Regions from separate parts of the Homo sapiens genome. Here region 1 is linked to region 2. Evidence: read pairs that join two places in POLR2A ChIA-PET (ENCODE). Cell type or tissue: A673. All regions are shown on one strand. Each heading gives the region's core, and the rest is flanking DNA. Links, peaks and the distances in the headings are about the cores only. Region 1 overlaps AHCYL2 (adenosylhomocysteinase like 2). Region 2 overlaps AHCYL2 (adenosylhomocysteinase like 2).

Region 1 (7,343 bases), core at 866-5,865, 170 kb after region 2:
AAAGATTAGGTACATATAAAATTTTGCTAGCTGCTGCCAAATTGTCCTCCAGAAAGGTTGAACCAATTTATGAAACTTGACATTTCAAGAAATTGTATGTGTTTCCCATCTACCTAATAAAGAAACGGTCCACACCATTAATATAGTTCTGAATGCACTGAAATATAATTGTATATGTCTTTCCCACTAGATTGGTACTTCCTTGGGGATAGGAATCATGAATTTCTAAACTTTAGCATCCCATTGTTTGCTTAAATAAACCTTGAAATACAAAAATGAAAAGAAAGTACTGTCTTTGTCCATAAGTGGCTCACAGCCCAGTAAAGGAATCCACAGTCTTATCTATATTCATGCTCTTTACTACAATGACTAGAATATGGTATGTACCCTGTAAATCATTATTGTATAACTAAAAGCGTTTCTTTTTATTTGTCTAAAAACTATTTGGCAGAACTTCTTAATTTTATCAAATGAGCCAATGGGTAGTTTTGGAATATGAACTCACTTTCTATTTTAGGCATTGCCTGTTGGAAGAAAGAAGGTGTTGTCTTAAGTCTACACCCCGTGGCTGTTATTTGATTGCTGCTGTTAAAAAAACATAACCTTTTTTCTCATTTTCTCTGAATATACAATATACAGAAATGGAAGGAGGGTGAGCCATTGGGAGCTTTACTCTACCATTAAGCATTTCTTTAAAGGCTACCTCACATTTGCACTTAGGTCACAAAGCTTCTGTAACTAGGGTGAACCACCATCATTGAAAAGGTGGAACCTGGGACCTTCGGATATGAGGGCAGAACCTTGGGCCCCAGCATGCTATGTTTAGGACATTTGGCCTCTTACTAAACCCACTCAGCTATGTTCCTCCTTTTTTTCTTTGTTTCTTCAGCACTTATATATTCAGTTTGCACTGTATTAATTTGCACTTGTTTGCATGTTGCTTTGTAAGTATTTTAAGGGCATTTTTTTCCTCTCACATATATATTGTTTTGTGTCCCTGGCTAAAGTACAAGCTTTTTGAAGGCAGAAACCATGTCTTTGGTTTCTTTTGTATTTCCCATAGCACCTTTTACTGTGAGAGTGGGCACACAGTATATGTTGTGGAATGACATCCTGAGTGATCCCTCCCTGGCTGGGCCTCAGATTAAATTCCCTGAAATGGAACAGTCCTAACCAACACAGGACAGGTATTCTCCATCTGGCATGTTGGTTGCTCCTTTCAACCTGCTATTTGAAATGGCTCCCTTCAACATCTTTCTGTTCCCACAGTGGGGCTTGCTATGGCTAATGCTGTACTTGCTGTATGTGTTCCAGGCGAGTCTGCGGACACCAGAACTGACCTGGGAGCGAGTGAGATCTCAAGTTGACCATGTGATATGGCCTGATGGCAAGAGGATAGTACTGCTGGCAGAGGTAAGGCTGAGACTGGCAAAAATACTCCCCCACAACAGGAGAGACTGCAATACCCAGGTCCCCTCCTCCTCATGTTCTCGAATACTTTCAACTCCTCTGTTAAGCACAAGTTTGACTACTTTCCCAATGGATTTTACTTCTAATTGTGAAAGATCTTTTCATTCAGCAATTAAGAAACTATTTTGGTTCCCCACTTTTCACCAATTATCCTGTCTCTCCACGTCAATCCACAGGTTGAGTTAGATAATTATTACTATAGAAGGAATTCACAGATAGAACCAGTGCCACTTTGAGTGATGCATACAAAGAGATAATGTCACTTGTGGGATGTTTTAATCACTAAGCACAAAGTAGATATGCCCGACTGTAACCAGGACTATCTTAGGCAAGTTCTGGGAATGTATGTTTTTACTGATAGATTCCCTGTTTTTGAAGGTCCATTCCCTTGAATTGAGCCAGATGAGTAGTAGGTACCTACCTAGATATCAATTGCTCAATTGATATTTCCCCATCCTAGCTCCTAGCTCACATTGACACTATTGACTTTCATTTTATTGGCTTCCATGTCAGTGTTTGACCACTTTTCCTTTCTTAAAAGCTCCTCTTCCCTAGTCCTGGATTCCTGACAGCTATAATATTAGATGCCTTCTATTCTTACCTTGAAGCTTTCTCTTCTTCAGAGAAAGATACCAAAATATCAAGGAGGATAATAATACTTTTCTCAATTTTGATTTTCAGTTGGTTTTTTTTCTTTTTTTATATTAAAGAACCTGAATATGAAAATGTAAAATATACATTGTCTTTATCTAGGGGCCCATAAGTTAGGAGTTTTTAGTGTCCTTACTGTTTTCTTCACATTTTCCTCACTTTATCTCATCTTCTCAGATACTTCAGGGCATTTGTAAAGGGACTGAACTATTTCTTCACAAGGAAGGAGTATATATGAGGAGGAGATGGGCAGATTGCCAAATATGCATTAATAGCTTTGATGTCAGTCTGCTGACTGATGACTTGTTTCTAGCTGCCCTAGGAGGTCCCACCTGGTAATTTTGGTGACAAAAGCAAGTACCATGGGTGTTTTTGGCTAGATGGTTGAGCAAAAAGGTGGTCAGGCTTCATAGGAAACAAAATAGGAAAGGGTGGCATTGGGGGCAATTTCTAGTTCTTCTACTGTCTGAATCACCAACTCAAAATACAAGGCTGACAATGCTGTCTTTGAATTCAGGAGAAGCAAACTGAAGGAGAAGCACAAAAATCATCACAGCTATGGTGAAACCCTGTCTCTACAAAAAAAAAAAAAAAAATACAAAAGTTAGCCGGGCATGGTGGCGCACACCTGTGATCCCAGTTACTCTGGAGGCTGAGGCAGGAGAATCACTTGAACCCAGGGGGCAGAGGTTACAGTGAGTCAAGATCATGCCATGGAACTCCAGCCTGGGCAACAGAGGGAGACTCCATCTAATCAATCAATCAATCAATCAATCAATCAATCATCACAGCTTCCTAAGTCCAAATATACCTCCCCTCACAACCTGGAGAGATTGTCCCTGGATTTGACTGATCATTGTTTATTTCAAGACAGTCTTTAAAAGAAATGCCGATCCTCAGAAGGAGGATATTTTGCTATAGAGAGTGGAAAATTCAAGAGAAGTACACTGATATTTGGCATAAGCCTCAGTGTCATATGACCATCTGTATTCCTTTTTAAATAATTCCAGAAATCTTTTAGCTATTAGTTTCATCAGATTTTCCAGAATTTTAGTGGTTTCATTTAAATGTCAGTCAGTTAGTTCTTATATATTGAATAGCTGCTTTTTTTCCAGCAGTGTTAGTCAGGAAGTGTTTGGAAAATGGTGGTCATGCTTCTCTTCCCTCACTTCTCAAAGGCCAGCGACTTTGTCCTAATCCATTTGTGTCTTCACCTTTGATCACTAGGGCCGCCTGCTGAACCTTAGCTGCTCCACAGTGCCTACATTTGTGCTCTCAATCACTGCTACTACTCAGGTAAGGCTTCCAGAGTGGGATAGCAGTAGTCTGGAGAAGGTCCTCAGACCCACCAGGTTTCACTTGCTTGGGTAGATTGCCATGAATGGCACATCAGCATCCATCTCTCTGCTTTTCTAGGCTCTTGCCTTGATAGAGCTTTACAATGCTCCTGAGGGTCGCTATAAGCAGGATGTCTACCTGTTGCCCAAGAAGATGGGTAAGTATTTACTCTTCCATCTCCATCCTTACCAAAGTAGTTCAGAGTCTGAGGTTAAAGGAAGTTTGGGGGCATTAACTTACTTAAGGATGGGGGAAAAAAGGTACCTTCATCTTGTAAAGTAGGAATTAGGATTCCTAGGTGCCATTCCCATTTATTTATCCCATTTTCTACATGTGTTGCCCTAGCGAAGTTGTGATATTATGCTGTGATTTATTTTACCTGCCTGTGAATTTTAAGGATTTTTTTTTTCTTAAAGTATCTTTATGTGGGAATCTCAAAGGAGAAAAAAAAAATCTTCCCTTAAAAGAGAAGAATCATCTCCTACCTTGTGACATCTGACTTACTCCAATTCTAGGCTGCCAAATAGCCCCTACCAAACTTTTCTCAGACGACACAAGACTTTCTTACTACACCTTCCAACACCAATCCCAGTGCTTCAGGCCAAAGGAGAGATGTGGAATAGGAGCTATTTAGTTATGTGGGTGTTTTGTATAAGAGAAACATTAACCTGTCTTAAATTTTTAAAGAGCCTGCCTCAAGCACCTGAACTGATACAGTGTGTTTATAAACTCCTCAGGCAAAGATCAGGTAATAAATAAGCTTCTGGTTTTGTTTTGCCTTAGCACTAGGTATATAACAACTGTTAAAAGTTGATACATTTTCCCTTTAGTAGACACTTTAGAAGGATATAAAAGCAACAGCACAGTCCATATTCTGACAGAATGTATAATGAAGTTGGGAGACCAAACAAATACATAGGAAATGACATAAGATTATGAATAAGTACTATGTAGTCAGATAATAGAATGTGAACAGAAACCCATAAGAATTAAGAGTACTAAAAGCAAAGCAAACAGTTCATTTATCCCATTTAGTATCCTTCTTAGTTTTTCCATTCAAGTTTCCCCAGGCATTAGTTGTTTTAAATGACCCAAAGTATGGAGTCCAAGGCAAAACTCAAGTTGGAGCTTCCCATTATTTAGTTCCCACATTATCCTATTCCTTCTTTTAAATCTTAATGCCTGTTGTTTCTTTCATCTCTCCTGCACTTTTCTGGAAGGCAGGGTTCAAAGCTGAGTTAGTAAGGATGAATTATTAAGGCTTTGGAAAGCACTGGGCTTGAAGCTGAAGGCAGCTATTCCTTAGAATTGAGGACCAGTGAGCGAAGGTTGAACATTTTTCATTCAGCTCCAGGAATTAGAAGGTGTCTTTGAACTTTTTAAGGCCTAGCTTGGGGACAATAGCCATCAGATAAAAGGCATGAATGCTTATACCAGGGCTTCTGTGGTCTGTTCCAGATGAGTATGTGGCCAGCCTACACCTGCCTACCTTTGATGCCCACTTGACAGAGCTGACAGATGAACAGGCCAAGTATCTGGGACTCAACAAGAATGGGCCCTTCAAGCCTAATTACTACAGGTGCCTTGGGCTCCCCAGAAATCAGGGACACCTGGGCAGTGATGAGCTTCCTGCACTGGAATTGGTCTTTGCATCCCCAACCACATATGCTTACATGAACTCAGAAAAATGAACCCACTTCCCCTCACTGCCACCTTCAAAAGACTCTTCAAGGCCTTAAATAGTATTCCCCTTCCTGAATTTGCCTTTTGGAGATAGAGAGGTGGAGTTTGGGTAAGTGGCTATTTGCCTCATTAAATAAAGTTCCCCTTCCTCAATTCCTTTCCCCATTTCATCTTGTTGCTATGATTTTTATCTCTTTATGGAGAAATATTGGCCTTTTTCAATGATGTGAAAAGGAAACACAGTTATTTCCTGTCACTGTACACTCCAGAAAAGTCTCTGCCTCCCTGTTACACCTTTAGGCAGGCTCTTCATGTCCCAGCATCCCCATTAGCTGATAACATCACAGTCTCATCTTTCTTTTTCCCTCCAGGTATTAAGTTCCTGTAACTCAAACCAGAATTTTTAAGGAATAGAACTCCAAGCCTTTTCTCCACTACTATACAAGAAAGAATTCAGCAAGCTGCTTCTCCAATCAAAGCTGCCTGCCGTGCTCACCCTGTGTGTTAGGTTATTTATTTATTAAAATCAAGAATCCTGTGCCTGTAGTGTTGGCCCAGAGTGTGGTTACTGCCCTGAGGGCCATGAAAGCCACAGAGGATGGGCTGAGGAAGGAAAGAAATGGGGTTACTGCTCCCAGTGCATCATTTGCATCATTCCCCATTGACTGAATCCTCAGCAGTGGCCGTTTTTCCTCTTGTCCAGGCTCACGAGTTAGTCCAGGGATTCCATACTCCCTATTCCCTGGAGTTTTCTGGAATAAATTTTCAGCACCTGCTTTTCTCAGCTTGGCCCTTCCCCGGGTGAGGCCGTTTGGAATTAACATGGCCAGTGTTTCACACAAGATTGGGTTCCCAATCTTGACCATCACTATCACTGCCTTCTTTATATAAAGGCTAATAAGGAAGGAGTGTTATTTATGGCTTTGCCAAGCTACATCAAGAACTCAGCTGTGCTGTGCCTACCAGGGGTCTCCTTTCTTACCCAGGACTCCTTTCTTCTCCTTGAATATTTATGTCCATTTTAACACTTCCTGGTTGCAAGAGGGATGTGCCTCCATTATTTCCTCCACAGTTTTGGTATTTGTCAGACATTTGTTCTGCTGTCTTTCTAATCCAGCCAACGTCTGCTCAGGAAGTGGGGCCAGCTCCACTGGGACCCATAGTTTTACTTCCTTGTCATTTGATTGGATAGTTTCCAAGGAAGCCCCTCCAGATTGGCACTATCTCAGAAAAGGAGAGCTTGTTGTGAAACACTGCTTCCTGAAACTTCCTGCTATTGCCTAAAGCTACGTCTGAAACTGAGTAGGGAAAGGCATACTTTTCCAGGGACTTAGGGGGATAGGCTTTGGAAATGGGACAGGTCTTTCAGACTCACAGCTTGATACCCTAACAAAGCAGAGTATATTTATTTGTTTCCCAGGAAGGCCATTGCAGTTTGACTGGCTGAGGGATACAGAGATGAAATTGTAAACTGTATCCAGATTATCAAAGCTAATTTGACTAGTTTGAACCTCGTCAGACATTCATTCCTTTGGCCATTGCCATGGATGAAACCGAGATCTGCAGTCTGATCTGTGGACTTCTCTGCTGGCATATCTTTTATGATTTAACCTCTTCCATTTGATGATTCTGTATTTCAGAGTCAGTTTCTTGAGTAACTCCAGTGCTACAAAAAGAATTAGTAATGTGGTGTGGGCAGCGTGACATTTTATGTCCCACCCAAAAATTGGATTCCTTTTGGAGACTGATCTGTTGGTCTCAGGCATTTCATTAGGACCAGATTGGTTCTAAGAGTTAGTCTGGACTGGCCCTAGGAAACTTGAATTAAATAAGCCTCTTCCCCTTACCGATCCTTTTTAACACTCTCAGGTTTGTTTGTTTCCCACTTTTTTCCTATGCTGGTCTGCCTCAAAGTCTCAAGACCAAGGTGACTCAAGATAACACCAGACCACGCATGATCACCAAAACCTTCCCATCCTGATTCTCTTCTTCTACCTCTACCCTCTCCAACTTCTCCTGGTCTTCACATATACTCTCAAAGCTAGTCTGAAAGTGACCTTACTTTCGGAAGTAGGGAAGTGGAACTTTGGTAAATGACTGTTTGCCTCATTTAATAGTATACAGGCTCAGCCCATAGACTACAGTTCTTCAGAGGCCATATGTCTCAGCAAGTACTGGTTATATTCTTTTTTTGTAAGGAA
Region 2 (7,343 bases), core at 822-5,821:
TAAGCTTGTCAATGTTTACAGAAAAAGCTTGCTAGGATTTTGATAGGGATTTCATTGAATCTGTAGGTCAATTCGGGAGAATTCCCATCTTAATGATACTGAGACTTCTGATACATGAACATGGAACTTCTCTCCATTTATTTAGATTTTCTCTAGCTGCTCTTTAGCAGTATTTTGTACTTTACACTGTATAGGCTATTGTAAATGAAATTGTTTTCTTGATTTTACTTTCAGATTGTTTATTGCTAGCATAAACAATTGTAAAAATACAATTTTTTAAAATTGTGGTAAAGTTTACTAACAATAAACTTTTTTTTTTTTTTTTTTGGAGACATAGTCTCACTTCCTCACCCAGGCTGGAGTGCAGTGGCGCGATCTTGGCTCACTGCAGCCTCAACCTCCTGGGCTCAGGTGATCCTCCTACTGCAGCCCCCGGAGTAGCTGGGACTACAGGCAGGCACCACTGTGCCTGGCTAATATTCATATTTTTTGTAGAGACAAGATCTTGCCATGTTGTCCAGGCTAGTGTCGAACTCCTAGACTCAAGCAACCCTCCTGTCCTGGCCTCCCAAAGTGCTGGGATTACAGACATGAGCTGCTGCACCCAGCCCATTTTAACCATTTTAAAGTGTACAATTCATTGGCATTAAGTACATTCACAATATTACCATTACCACTATCTATACCCAAAACTTTTTCATTGCCTCTAACAAAAACTATGTATTAAACATTATCTTCTTTTTTTTTTTGAGACGGAGTCTTGCTCTGTCGCCCAGGCCGGACTGCGGACTGCAGTGGCGCAATCTCGGCTCACTGCAAGCTCCGCTTCCCGGGTTCACGCCATTCTCCTGCCTCAGCCTCCCGAGTAGCTGGGACTACAGGCGCCCGCCACCGCGCCCGGCTAATTTTTTGTATTTTTAGTAGAGACGGGGTTTCACCTTGTTAGCCAGGATGGTCTCGATCTCCTGACCTCATGATCCACCCGCCTCGGCCTCCCAAAGTGCTGGGATTACAGGCGTGAGCCACCGTGCCTGGCCTAAACATTGTCTTCTTTTCCCCGGTCCCCCAGCCCTTGGAAACCTCTATTCTATTTTCTGTCTCTATGAATTTGCCTATTCTGGGTACCTTTTCTTTTTCCTTTGGTGTCTGGCTTATTTTACTTGGTATAATGTTTTCAAGGTCCCTTCATATTGTAGCCTGTATTAGAATTTCATTCTTTTTAAGGCCGAGTAATATTCTGTTGTTTATCCATTCATCTGTTGATGGATATTATGGATATTTGGGTTGTCTCTATATTCTTTTGGCTATTGTGAATAATGCTGTTATTGGGGTACAAGGCTGGACGCAGTGGCCCACACCACTCCCAACTTCTGGGAGGCCAGTGTGGGAGTATTGCTTGAGGCCAGAGGTTGAGACTAGCCTGGGCAACTTAGCAAGAATCCATCTCTTCCAAAAAAAAAAGTTAGCTGGGCATGGTGGTGTGCAATTGTAGTCCTAGTTACCTGGGAGGCTGAGTTCGAGGCCACAGTCAGCTATTATTGCACCACTGCACTCCAGCTGGGATGACAGAGTGAGACCCTGTCTCAAAAACAAACAAACCAAAAAGTTGGTATGCAAATATCTGTTTTGAGCTCCTGCTTTCAATTCTTTTGGATATATACCTAAGAGTGGAATTGCTTGATTACAGTTGATTATTGTGTTGATCTTGTATTCTGCAATTTTAATAAACTTGTGTATTTAGTTTTTTGAAGATTCTTTAGGATTTTCTTTGTACAGGATCATGTTATCTACAAATGACCATTTTACTTCTTCTTGTCCAATGTATGTGCCTTTAATTTCTTTTCTTTTCATATTACACTGTCTAGAACCTCCAGTACAATGTTGAATAGAAGTGGCAACAGTGGACATGTTTGCCTTGTTTCCGATTTTAGAGGAAAAGTATTCAGTCTTTCATCATTAAGTGTAATGTTCACTGATAGTTGGTAGGGCAGATTTCTCCTAATATATCCTTTATAATGTCTTAGTTTTGGCTGACTAAGGGACTGAATAAATTGGCATGTGTTAGTGAATATCACCTCTTGACATTTATATGTCTCTTAGCTAAGCTATAAGATTAAAAATCCCTTTCTTCCTTGTAGAATGGAGCAACCCTTATGATACCCTGTAAGTTTCTACTTTGAGTCCTTCAGTTTTTGAATTAGTCAAATTACTCATCTAAATTTGCAGTTCATGGTCTGCTTGTCCATATTAAAGTCTAGGGTGTCTAGATTGTGACCAAAACCGGTGAAGCCTTTGTGTTTTCTGATGCTGTTTTAAAGCTTATTATAATTTTCCCTTCTATGGGGAAAGATTCTGTGCTGTTTTCTCTTAAAGTGAAATGTATGTTGTTGTGTGTTTTTAAATAGATGTAGTTTATTTTACAGTCCAAACCTGTTGTTTCATCTATTCCCATAAGATCCACAGGCAGCATCCTTCTCCATTTGGATGGGGACAGTGAGGTTTATATACCTTGATTGGTAAGCCTGTGTCTGATGTTTTAAGTGCCTTATCCCTTAAATTGTAAACTCTACAGGACTTAGACCATGTGTGTCTTGTTCACTGTATTGTTAACAGCTGGCAGATAGTAAAGATTTTTTTTTTTTTTTTTTTTTTTTTAAATAAGAGTGATTAAATCAGTTTGTTTTGTGATGCTTGTGTGAAGAGAAGTGATTAGTGTAAACTGGCTTTGCTTTAGGGTTTTCATTCTCTAAATTCTTGAAGCATTCTAGAGTAGGAATTGTTGTCTATTTAGTTTAAACAGGATTTTTTTCCAGTTTCTTCTTAGTAATTAAGCTATTACTAGGTTTATTATTCTCTTACATGTGTGCATTTAAAAAATTTGAAACACATCTCGCCTCCTTTACAGTTTGGTAAAGGCTGCCTTGGCGTCCCAAAGTGGTGAGATTACAGGTGTGCGCCACTGTGCCTGGCCAGCTGAAGTTTTTGATTCCCAGCCTTATTCTCTGTCTTTGCACCTCAGTGATGCTCCAGTAAGCATCATCTGTTTTTCTCAAACTGCTTGATATAATGGTAACTCATATAGTTTGATAATGAGGATATCTAAAAATGATTATTTCCAGTTCAAATACGTCCATTAATCTGCATGCTTAATCCTAATTTTTTTCTTGTCACACTGCCTTCTGAGTTATTATAGTGGCTTATACATTTTATGGTTTCTAGAATCTTTTTGAGTGAGAATCATTGAGAATATTTGTGTTTTTAATCTCTTCTGTTTATCTCTTCTGTTGATGTGCTTTTTGTTAATTATTTGGCTGGCTTTTAGTGGATCTTGCACAATTTAATGCTGGCACATGATAAGTTCATAATAAATGTTTCTGATTATCGAGCTGAGCCCCAGTCATGAACCATTGATTTCTAACATACTCTCTCCCTTTAGCAACCTGGTTACCTCTGCCCTTAAATGAACATAACCCCTGATGCCATGACATACATGGAGACTTCAGTATTAATTTTTCAGTTCTTGTATGTAACACTCTTAGGTAGAGTCTCTGTCAGATGGCACTGATAATTAATCCTTTGGAAAGATCCCAAGGGCTTTCAGGCTCTCTGGCTAGATGTTAACAACAGGAACAGTGAGTAGTATATAGCAACATGATACTTGACAGTTTTAAAGCAACACTGGTTTTATTTAAGATCATCGGGTTAAACCAGCTAATACTCCTTTGGCTTAAAACCTACTTGTAGTTTTTACTGTTTGGTATTCTCTTCTCAGAATTGTTCTTTATATATGTAGCAGAGGCTGCACGTGATGGCTCACCTCTGTAATCCCAGCACTTTGGGAGGGTGATGCAGGAGGATTGCTTGAGCACAGGAGTTTGAGACCAGCCTAAGCAACATAGTGAGACCCTACCTTTCCAAAAAATTAAAATATTGTCTGGGGGTGGTGGCACATGCCTGTAATCCCAGCCACTTGGGAAGTTGAGGTGGGAGGATCACTTGAGCAAAGGAGTTTGAGGCTGCAGTGAGCTATGATCGTGCCACTGCACTCCAGCCTGGGTGACAAAGCAAGACCTTGTCTCTGATTGATTGATAGCTAGGTAGGTAGGTAGGTAGATAGATGATTGATTGATTGATTGATTGATAGATAAATAGATAGCAGAGATCATGACAAGTCTGTGTCCCACTTGAAGATTAGAAGACTCAGCAGGTGGGCTCTTGGCTTAAAAAGAAGGCAAAGGTAGCCGGGCACGGTGGCTCATGCCTGTAATCCCAGCGCTTTGGGAGGCTGAGGTGGGCGGATCATGAGGTCAGGAGTTCAAGACCAGCCTGGCCAAGATGGTGAAACCCTGTCTCTACTAAAAATACAAAAAATTAGCCAGGTGTGGTGGCGGGCGCCTGTAATCCAAGCTACTGGGGAGGCTGAGGCAGAGAATTGCGTGAACCCAGGAGGTGGAGGTTGCAGTGAGCCGAGATTGTACCACTGCACTCCAGCCTGGCCGACAGAGCAAGACTCTGTTTCAAAAAAAAAAAGAAGGCAAAGGTGATAGGTGTTTTGGGACTCACAGTCAGACTCATGAAGGCTTTGTCCCAATCTTGAGAAGAAGAAGGGACCCTTAGGAAGATTGGGACCTTGCCAAGACGTAGCATGTAGCAGAGTATCGAAGAATACTCTTTTTAGAGCACTTACAAATATGAATTAATTCTTACGGTAGCACTGTGATAAGCAATTGTAGTTTACTAATGGCAAGACCAAATAAAGTGAAATTCAATTAATGTTTGTTAAATGACGTTGAGCACTATACTTAGTGCTTGTCCAAGGCTTCAGAGCTGTAAATGCAAATGGCAAACACTGTATTTTGCTAAGACAGCACCTCAGTTTCTCTGTCTGTAAATATAATCCCAGAGTTATAAGGTTGTAATTAAGAAATTATTTTTTATTTTTGAGACAGGATCTCACTCTGTTGCCCTGGTTGGGGTGCAGTGGTTCAGACACAGCTCACTACAGCTTCGACCTTCTGGGCCCAAGTGATTCTTCTGCCTCAGCCTTCCAAAGTGCTGGGATTACAGGCATAAGCTGCTCTACCTGGTCAAAAAATATTCTTCTTGAATATTTAGAGATTAGAATGCAAATGTTTCAAAATATACTTGTTTAGGTTTTCATGTTTCATGCATTTTCAAAGGAGTAAAAATAATTACAGAAAAGAGAAACAAATGTAGTTTATAATTATATCTTTTCTGCTTAACTATTATGATTTAGTTAATCAAACACAAGGTAAAAAGCTGAACTTGAATTCTTGTTCTGTAGTACTTTAACCAAGTGTTTATTTCACAAAATCAAAATATGAGCACTTGGTTTAAGTATTACAGAATAAGAATTCAAGTTCAGTTTTTTACCTGTCTTTGAGATGTTAGTATAACATCTAAATGAAGATGTCTTGCAGATAGTTAGAACTGGATTCATAGTGGAAGTGGGGAAGAAAGGATCAAGAAATAGCTTTGGAAGGTATCAGAAAGGTCCCAATCATAATGGTAGCTATACTTTGATTGATATGGAGGACAAAGATGGCTAATTAGAGTACCTTAGGTACAAAGCACCATTAATGGACAGAAAGAAGAAAAGGTATTAGCAAAATTACATTATTATCCTACAACAACATAATTTTACCTTTGTGTAACTGCTTATACCTTTCAAACCAGTAATATCCATTATCTTACTTGATACTGAAATAGTTTGAAATAAAGCAGGTGACTTCTTAGTACAACATGTTAATTTTAGAGAAACTAGCTAGTACTGTTTTTTCTAGAAACTCTGATTATATTATAAAGACAAAACCTAGATACTTTACATTGAATTATTTTGTACTTGATTGGTACATTGTTAATATTTTTCAAAGAAATAGCAATTTTGTTGAACTAGAGCCAGGTCTCAATTTTCTCTCTGGCTTTCTTTGTGGCACCATACTCCTGTAAAACCATCAATGCTCATTAAGCTGTGGATCACTTTGGCTTTTCTTAACCTGGCTAAAGCAGTGTTATCCACAAGTTTCATTTCAGAGAAGATAGAACTTTGTAAATAACCTGAAGGCACCTTTATAGCTACCTTTCTATTGTCTCTGAGGGTAGGTCACAGGCTGTGATGGGGAAGAAGAAAAGCGTTCTGAGGTTTGAGAAAAAGTGGTGAGAATTTGAATAGTTTTTTGTGGAGTGTGAGCAACTGAATTAATCAGAAATGTGGTAGGATTTCTGAATTAATTAGAAAGTAAAGAATTAAATTTTCTAATAGTAGCTACATTAAAAGTAAAAAGGGCCGGGCGTGGTGGCTCCCAGCACTTTGGGAGGCCAAGGCGGGAGGATCATGAAGTCAGGAGTTCGAGACTAGCCTTACCAACATGGTGAACCCCCGTCTCTACTAAAAATACAAAAATTAGCCGGGCATGGTGGCACGTGCCTATAATACCAGCTACTCGGGAGGCTGAGGCAGGAGAATCGCTTGAACCTGGGAGGTGGAGGTTGCAGTGAGCCGAGATCGCGCCATTGCACTCCAGCCTGGGTGGCAGAGCGAGAGTCTGTCTCAAAAAAAGAAAAAAAAGTAAAAAGAAACAAGTGAAATTGATTTTAATATCTTATACTTAACCCAGTAAATTAAAAAGTTATTATTTTAACATATCAATATAAAAATTAAGATATCTTTTTAATTTTGTACTTGAGTCTTTGAAATCTGGTGTATATTGTGTGTTGACAGTATATCTGAATTTGACTAGCCACATTTCAAGAGTTCAACAGTCATATGTGGTTAGTAACTATCTATTGGACAGTGTGGGTCGAAAGTAATTAAAAATAAATTTTGAACTGCATAGACACGTCATCTATTTACATGAATGTGTGTGTGTGTGTATGTGCGTGTGTGCGTGCGCACGCGCATGTTTAGCAATTCTTAGGGTTAAGACAATTCATTTGATAGGCCTGGGTTGATGAACTCAACGGAAGTTGATGTGAATAAAAATGAAAATGAGGGCTTGGCGCGGTGGTCCACGCCTGTAATCCCAGCACTTTGGGAGGCCGAGGTTGGGAGTTCAAGACCAGCCTGCCAACATGGTGAAACCCTGTCTCTACTAAAAAAAATACAAAAATTAGCTGGGCCTCGTGGGAGGCACCTGTAATCCCAGCTACTTGGGAGGCTGAAGCAGAATTGCTTGGGCCTGGAAAGCGGAGGTTGCAATGAGCTGAGATTGCACCATTACACTCCAGCTTGGGTGACAGAGCAAGACTGTGTCTCAAAAAACAAAAAAAAAAAGAAAGTGAGATTGAGTTCAAAGGGAAGTCATTGCAAGGAGGCAGTGCCA

Evidence for each region. Peaks named below come from ENCODE experiments on the same cell type or tissue, not always from the same donor. Only the 100,000 strongest peaks of a DNase experiment are listed, where the experiment ranks them.
Region 1: POLR2A ChIA-PET joins it to region 2 with 25 read pairs; 1 of 35 experiments calls an interaction of 5 or more read pairs at or near these places.

What each region holds. Positions count from the first base shown.
Region 1 is chr7:129,421,526-129,428,868 of GRCh38, forward strand. It overlaps AHCYL2 (adenosylhomocysteinase like 2), which reads left to right. Exons shown (of 17, transcript NM_015328.4): 13 at 1,315-1,413; 14 at 3,349-3,417; 15 at 3,538-3,616; 16 at 4,918-5,038; 17 at 5,514-7,343. The coding sequence ends at 5,520. Among named protein-coding and RNA genes, the nearest start is that of STRIP2, 9.2 kb to the right of the region's middle. In A673, for the core only: no CTCF peak of the experiment used is centred there; no DNase peak of the experiment used is centred there; H3K27ac peaks cover 567 bases.
Region 2 is chr7:129,248,688-129,256,030 of GRCh38, forward strand. The region is part of intron 1 of AHCYL2 (adenosylhomocysteinase like 2); the gene reads left to right. Among named protein-coding and RNA genes, the nearest start is that of AHCYL2, 27 kb to the left of the region's middle. In A673, for the core only: no CTCF peak of the experiment used is centred there; a DNase peak (open chromatin) is centred at 3,594.